Regions from separate parts of the Homo sapiens genome. Here region 1 is linked to region 2. Evidence: chromatin contacts called from ENCODE Hi-C or POLR2A ChIA-PET data. All regions are on one chromosome and are shown on one strand. The core of a region is the stretch at or near the end of the contact, and the rest is flanking DNA. Distances in the headings are between cores, read along the strand shown. Region 1 has its middle 24 kb from the start of AHCYL1. Region 2 overlaps LINC01768 (long intergenic non-protein coding RNA 1768).

The links. A loop is a pair of places that touch in the nucleus more often than their neighbours do. ChIA-PET counts read pairs that join two places held with the same protein, here RNA polymerase II (POLR2A). Pooled maps may share reads with other maps.
Region 1: a map of Caco-2 shows a loop between it and region 2 (7-fold over the local background). The contact joins two enhancer-like sites. A Hi-C loop is called at or near these places in 3 of 168 maps with a recorded cell type or tissue (Caco-2, GM23248 and endothelial cell of hepatic sinusoid) and 2 of 50 pooled maps. POLR2A ChIA-PET finds 5 or more read pairs at or near these places in 1 of 52 experiments (activated CD4-positive, alpha-beta T cell).

The regions. Positions count from the first base shown.
Region 1 is chr1:109,958,684-109,962,278 of GRCh38, reverse strand. No RefSeq gene overlaps it. Among named protein-coding and RNA genes, the nearest start is that of AHCYL1, 24 kb to the left of the region's middle. RefSeq lists enhancers at 1,319-1,888, 1,889-2,460. Within about 2 kb of position 2,243, at least 4 of the 41 ENCODE cell types and tissues checked have a DNase peak (open chromatin) inside an H3K27ac peak, as active enhancers do.
Region 2 is chr1:109,876,006-109,879,440 of GRCh38, reverse strand. All of the region lies in intron 4 of LINC01768 (long intergenic non-protein coding RNA 1768), which reads right to left. Among named protein-coding and RNA genes, the nearest start is that of CSF1, 33 kb to the left of the region's middle. RefSeq lists a silencer at 1,762-1,950. Within about 2 kb of position 1,985, at least 23 of the 41 ENCODE cell types and tissues checked have a DNase peak (open chromatin) inside an H3K27ac peak, as active enhancers do.

The DNA.
Region 1 (3,595 bases), core at 994-3,493, 83 kb before region 2:
TTGAAATTTAACCCCCACTGTGGCAGTATTGAGAGGTAGGGCCTTTAAGAGGTGATTGGATCTTGAAGGCAGAACTGTCAGGTGTGTGGTGGGGCCTGCAAGTAGTTGCCTGCAGCTCCTCTGCCCTCTTCATTTCACCTACTTTTTTTTTTTTTCGGTGGGGTCTTACTCTGTCGCCCAGGCTGGAGTGCAGTGGCGTGATCTTGGCTCACTGCAACCTCCACCTCTGGGTTCAAGCGATTCTCCTGTCTCAGCCTCCCGAGTGGCTGGGATTACAGGAGGCTGCCACTATGCCTAGCTGATTTTTGTATTTTTAGTAGAGATGGGGTTTCATCATGTTGGCCAGGCTGGTCTCAAACTCCTGACCTCCGGTGATCCACCTGCCTTGGCCTCCCAAAGTGCTGGGATTACAGGTGTGAGCCACCGTGCCTGGCCATTTCACCGACTTTGTGAACTTTTCTTCTCCATTTCCCCCCATCTGTTTGCCAGAGGGGTGGGACTGGAAACAGAACAGCTGTGGCTGCTTTGTCTCTCCCCTCCGTGGTGACTTATGGCCTGAGTGGTGACTTACAGGAACCTGGCCACCTAGGTGCTATGCGCCCTCTTAACCTTTGAACTGGAACTGCTGGCTCACACAAGGTTTTGAACAGCTGCAGCAAAAATCCTACAGAAAAGCTGGATTCCTTTGCCTTATGTGGAAACAGCAAGGCCCTGCCAGGTGCTCACCACTGGTCCTGGCAGAAGTGGCTGCTGCTGAGAGTGACCTTCCAAATCCTTGGTGGAACTCAGCACTACAGGCTCTTAAATAAAAACCCTTTAGACACAGAAAAAAGAAAAAAAAAAAACAAAAAAAACTCTCAAACATTTGATGTGAACAGTGCCCTCATTTGTGTATTAATTCATTCATGGATTAATGGATTAAATGGTTAATTAATTAGTTAATTAGCTTGCTCAGCCTCTCACCATGGGGTGCCCCGAACTACCTGGGGACTCCCTACCAGCAAGAAGACTCGCCAGATGCAGCCCCTCAGCCTGGGACTTCTTAGCCTCCATCACTGTAAGAAATAAACTTCTTTAGAAGTTAGTCAGTTTCAGGTATTCTGTTATAAGCAATAGCAAACAGACCAATATAGACATCACCTATAAAACTGAGGTAATAATACTCAATTTACAGGATGATTGTGAGGGTTGGAATACATTATGGGCCAGACACTGAGTCTTAAATGCATTAATTATTACTTTCATTAAATGAGAAAATGTATGCAAAGAGTTTGGCATGGTGCTGGGTACATAGTAACTACTCAATCATTGCTGGCTGCTTTATATTGTTATTCTTCAACCCAGTCCAATTTAGGAACTGCTGGCATATTAACTTGCCTAATAAGCATTTTTTATTATGTTTATCACTTGCTCAAAATCTTCTTTGGCTCCCTTTTGCCTGTTTCAGTAAGTCCAAACTCCTTGCCACGCATTCAAAGCTCTACTTATCAGTTCCCTCCTACCTTTCAGATTTTATCACCTGAATTTGACTATTCAGTGTATCCCATACATACTCCTGGTTTTCCCTCCTTTTTAGCTTTGTTCAAACTCTTCTCTCTCCCCAGAATGCCCTTCTCCTCCCATTTTGCTCAGTAAATATTTGCTGAGTAAATAGATGGTGTCCTTTGGAAAAGCTCTCTAAGGGAAGCCAGTTCTTATTCATGCTATATGTCCCCCCTGTGGTGGGAACACACAGGGCAGATTATGTTTATTACCAGCAGGACTTTTCGTAGGGGAGGCATATATGCAAACTGAGAGGTTTTAAAGAAGTCACCCCTGCTCTACAACCCCTCCACCCCTCCCGACTACAGATGCTACATAATACTCACGCCAAGAGGTGATATTGCTAAATTCCTCTTGTTTAATTAGCCTCTCAATTCAGGGCATACTTATCGGATACCTACAAAGCGCTCTGCAACTTGCCTGAAACTGTGTGGGTCAGAGTACATTTAAGACCATCCAGCTGGAAGTGAGAAGACTTGAAAAACATTGGCAAACAATGCATGTGAATTCAGAGTTGGTTTCTAAATTTTGTAATGCTGAAGACAAGTCTTTGACTAGGATGAGCCTGTGCACTAGAGCAAAGGTCAAAAGAGGTTACAGCCAGTCGAAACTTTGAAAGGGCCCTTCCTGGAGTGCATCTCCTTGTCCCGCATGCTTTAAGAATGTATGGTATGCTAAAACAAACATCTGATGTAGGCTGGTGAAATGCAAACCAGTATTCTGTATTCATGTGATAAGCCAGGCCCAGGGCAGTCTCCTAAAAGGCAGCTTTCTTAAAATCACGGGTAACTTTCTGCTTCTAAACATATGGGTGCAGGGAGAGATTTTTTTCCCCCAAGGACCAGCTCCCACACCCAATGTAGTTCACTGGTTCAGCACAAGCTCAGTTGTTTAAGATGCTAAGACATCTTTAACAACAGGAGCAGTAAGCACAGGGAGATGACAAACAGACATTTCTGAGTTTACTCAGTGCCTTAGCCCAGCTTAACTCACTGTCTAGGCTCTTGGCAGGTCTCTAACCTGGATTTTATTTCCAGAATATTCTCAGCTCCCAGATTATTCAGAATAAGATAATAAAAGTTAAAATTGGAGCACATGCTTTGAAATCAAATGAGTTTGGGTTTGAACCCAGCTCAACCACTTACTAGCTCTGTGACCTTGAAACTCAAAAATGTTTTCTGAGGTTTGGTTTCCTCCTTTTGACAATTGGGGTGATACCACTGACGTTAGGATTTATTGTGAGGATTAATGAAATGATGTGTTTGGAGTGTAGGCTCAGTATTTGATGGTTAGTATCACCATGACAATGACTAGAGGTCCCCCTCACTCCGTTCCACACCCAAACTATCTCCTCCAAAGCTACCCAAATTCTAATTTTTTTTTTTTTTTTTGACAGAGTCTCCTGTTGCCTAGGCTGGTGTGCAGTGGCACCATCTCGGCTCACTGCAACCTTTGCCTCCCAGGTACAAGCGATTCTCCTGCCTTAGCCTCCCGAGTAGCTGGGACTACCACCACGCCCTGCTAATTTTTTTTGTATTTTTAGTAGAGACGGAGTCTCACCATGTTGGCTAGGGTGGTCTCCAACTCCTGACCTCAAGTGATCCACCTGCCTCAGTCTCCCAAAGTGCTGGGATTACAGGCATGAGCCACCGCACACAACCCTAAATTCTAAATTTAACGGCTCTCTTTGCTCTGTATTCCTCCTACACCTCTTAATAACGATAAGTGTAAATAGTAATAATAGCCAAGCACAGCTATAGCCTACTACATGCCCATGCCTGTGGTGGACACCTCCAAACATTATCTCCAATCCTATTCCCAGTTTACAGTGCAGGAAACTGAAGCTCAGATAAGATAAGTGACTTGCCCAAAGTAAGTGGAAGAGCTGGAATTAGAACTCAGGCCTTCTCTCTCCAAAGCATATGGGCTTTCTACTTAACCACATTTTCTCCTTTGGAAAGAGAAGTCTGTTTTTCTGGATGCAAAGACCAGATACTCTAGCTTCCCCTTAACAACTTTCAGAGCTTTTCTAATTGCTTGCCTCTGTAACTGT
Region 2 (3,435 bases), core at 736-3,235:
TTTCCATGCTTAAGCTGTGATTCTCTCCGAGTGTCTGGGGTCAGGGTCAGGGTGACATTGAAAACAATGGCCCCCAGGACTGCCCAGCCCCCTCCCCTTTATGATTCCCCCACCCAGCATGCTGGCCACTTGAAACACTCTGGCACATGCTGAGATGCAAACCTATTCCTTTGGCTCCCCTCTGCACAGCTGAGGCCAACTAGAACTTTCCTGAGTTTTTCCTACTTCCCACTAAGGGAGGAAATCAGGGAAATTAACACAGAGAACATAAGAATCATAAAAACTGTCTGGCTTACAAAGTGAAGGCTTCTTACAAAGCAGAGGGGACTGCTTTGTTTCCAGTACCTTCTGAGGTGGCTGTGTTCCTACCTCAGGACCCTGGCATGACTCTCTAGGTGCCTGGCCTGTGTCTTCCACTTCCCAGGACCCAACTCCCACCTGCTACCTGCCTCCCACATTCCCCATCCTGCCCGTGGAGCTAGAAAGCTCACCCTGCCATTTCCTCATCATGACTAGAGAAGCTCACTTCTCTGGGACAGTTCTCTCTTCTGTAAAATGGGAAGGGTAGTGCTGGTGGGAGGTACAGATGAAATAACAGTGTGACGGGCTTTGGGAACTTTCAAACCTTACGCAAAGCTAAGATAAAGTGGAGGTGTGCAGGTGGGGTCAGGACCTGCCCCGGAGCCAGGAATTCTGACACAGTGGGTATCTGCAAAATATCCCGTTGCCGGGGCAGGACCCCTTGCCTGGTCAGGACCCCTTGCCTGCGAACTTGCAATTTGATCACAGACAAAGGAGATTTGCTTTCAGTTGAACAGTGACACTTTGGTCTCCCACTTACCTCGTTGTAGATGAGGCAGAAATTGGAGGACCTGGAACACAGAGGGAAAATGAGGCCAACAGTGGGGCCATGCTTGGAGGTACCCCCAAATCTGGTACAGGATCCCAGAGGAATTTCTGGGTGCAGTGGTGCACCCCTGTAGTTCCAGCTACTCAGGAGGCTGCAGTGGGAGGATCACTTGAGCCAAGAATTCCAAGTCCAGCATGGGCAACATAGTGAGACCTGTCTCTTAAGAAGAGAAAATCCCCAGGAGGTCATGTCCTGGCAAGAGCCCCTTAAGAGGCAGAAGCCTTATACTTTCTTAAGAATCTTTGCTTGGCATAGTGCAATCCATAAAGCACCTACTATATGTCAAGCACTGCAGATGGTATTGGGGATACAGCAGTGAACAAAATGGACTCCTGCCCTCATGGTGCATACCGTCTGTGGTCAAGACAGACATTTAGCACATACACAAATAATTATTATTTTATTATTATTTGTGTATTTGCTTAACAAATAATTATTTTTAATAACAGAGGCAAGGACTTAGATGGAGAGGTATAGGGTGCCATGAGAATGTATAATAGGGGAACTTGACATTGTGGAGGAAGTTTCAAGAAGTATTCCCAGAGGAGGTGCCATTTGAGCTGAGAACTACTTGCAGGGTACTGTTCAATTATCTCTAGCAAGTAAAAACTAGGTTCCTCACACGGCCCCCACGAGACTAGATACAGAATGTGGCCCAAGGCCCTAGGCCAAGGCAGACCCCGGATAGGGAATAAGACCTGGCAGTGATGGGGCAGGGAGGTCCTGAGGGGTTCAGGCTGAGCTTGGGCTCTGACCCCGCCTGTCCTCCAGCACACCCGTGTGCACACCCGAGCCAGCCTGTGAAGGGAAAGATCCTGGCTGCTCAACCACCCATGGACGCAGTGGGGCAGGGCCCCATGACCTCATTGTAATAGTGTCCTACAGCCTGGCCAGCAGGAGGAGAAAACAAACACTGAAAAGTCCCCCAGTGCTCCCTGATGCCGGTTCAGGAAGACTCAGGCGCTGCAGGCTCCAGCCTTTGGGCTGCAGGCAGCGCGCCCTACTCAGGAGGCCTGAACGGAATTCGAAAGTACTTATTTCTCACTGAAAAATTCCAAGGATTGCTCAACATTCCATTAACCCCAGGAGCTGGGGTTTGGCCGGAGACGCTGAGAGACGGCAGGAATGGGAGCCTGTGGGCCTGCCGCATGGCTCAGCACTGTCAGGGAATAGCTCCTCTGCCCTGCTCCCTGGGGGCACAAGGTGGGGGCAGGGGTTGCAGGGGGCTGTCAAGACCCTCCCTCCCCCAACGCAGGGGCTCTGAGTGTGGGGTGATTTTGGTGGAGCTGGAAGGAAGCTGGGGGAAATCTCCTGGCTTCTGTAGATGAGAGATGCTGTTCCTGCCCCTTGAAGAGAGCTGCCATATTCCCAAGAGGGCTGGGGACTGGGGCCCCAGATTCTCTGGCTCTGGTATGAAGGCCTGTTTTCCCAGCTCTCAGGAGCCACAGCGGGAGTTGCTCACTGAGAAGACTTTCTGTGGTTACCAGGGAGATCAGCTCCCTCTTCCCAGCTTTCTGCTTGAGGAGCCTGGCTCAAATGCCTCCTCCTCCAGGCAGCCTGGTCCATACCTGGACTGAAATCCTTCTCCTAACACATTATGTTTTATAGTATGGTTATTGCTATACATGTCTGCTCTCCCACACTAAGGAGAAAAGGGGAAGGCAGTCACCTTTTTGGTTCATGTGTGTATAATTCTGCAGGGTCCAGTTGGCACAGAGATGTGTGTACCAAGGTGTTTACCGAAGCATTGCTTACAGCAAGGGGAAATGGTAAGTTATCTAAATGTTCAAGAATAGGAGTTTGATTAAATCATCTAGAGTGTACCCATATGTCAGAATGCTAAGCGGCCATCAGCAATTCCATTCTCAGCAATATTTACAGGTATGGGAGAATATTAAAATCAACAAACTTCCATCACACAGAAGGAACATTTTAGTGTTTCCTTTACTTATTATTTTTTATGTAGATAGACAAATACAGTAAAACCCAACCAAAACATGATCTGTGTGGGGATAAAAATTGACAAGTGCAGGGTTGTATGATGGTGAAAGCAATAGAAAACAGCATTTGAAGCAAGGGGGAGTCTCTATTGTCCCGAAAAGCACAAGATAAAGATGTTGAAAATTATACTACACTCAGGACTCCGTAGGCTGAACTAAGAAAAGCCCCAAGTGACCGTGAGGCTGTCACTGTCTAATCCTACCCACCTGATCCACAGAAAGGAAGAGCAATTGGCTGGCTAGAGAACAATGACAGGAGAACAGAAGCCTATTGATTATTCCATTTCTGAATAATCATCGAATTGGACATAAATTTTTATTAGACCTGTACTGTATATATGTTTCATATCCTTTCATAGTTAACATTGTATCTTAAGCCACACCTCATTCTATTAAATACTATTTTAAAACATTACGTTATCGTAAACATCCTGTTTTTTTTTTAAGTCTTTGTTCTTATCTTCGATTTCCCCTTCCCCTTATTCATAGGGTACCATTGCTGAGTCAAAAGATATAAATATTTTT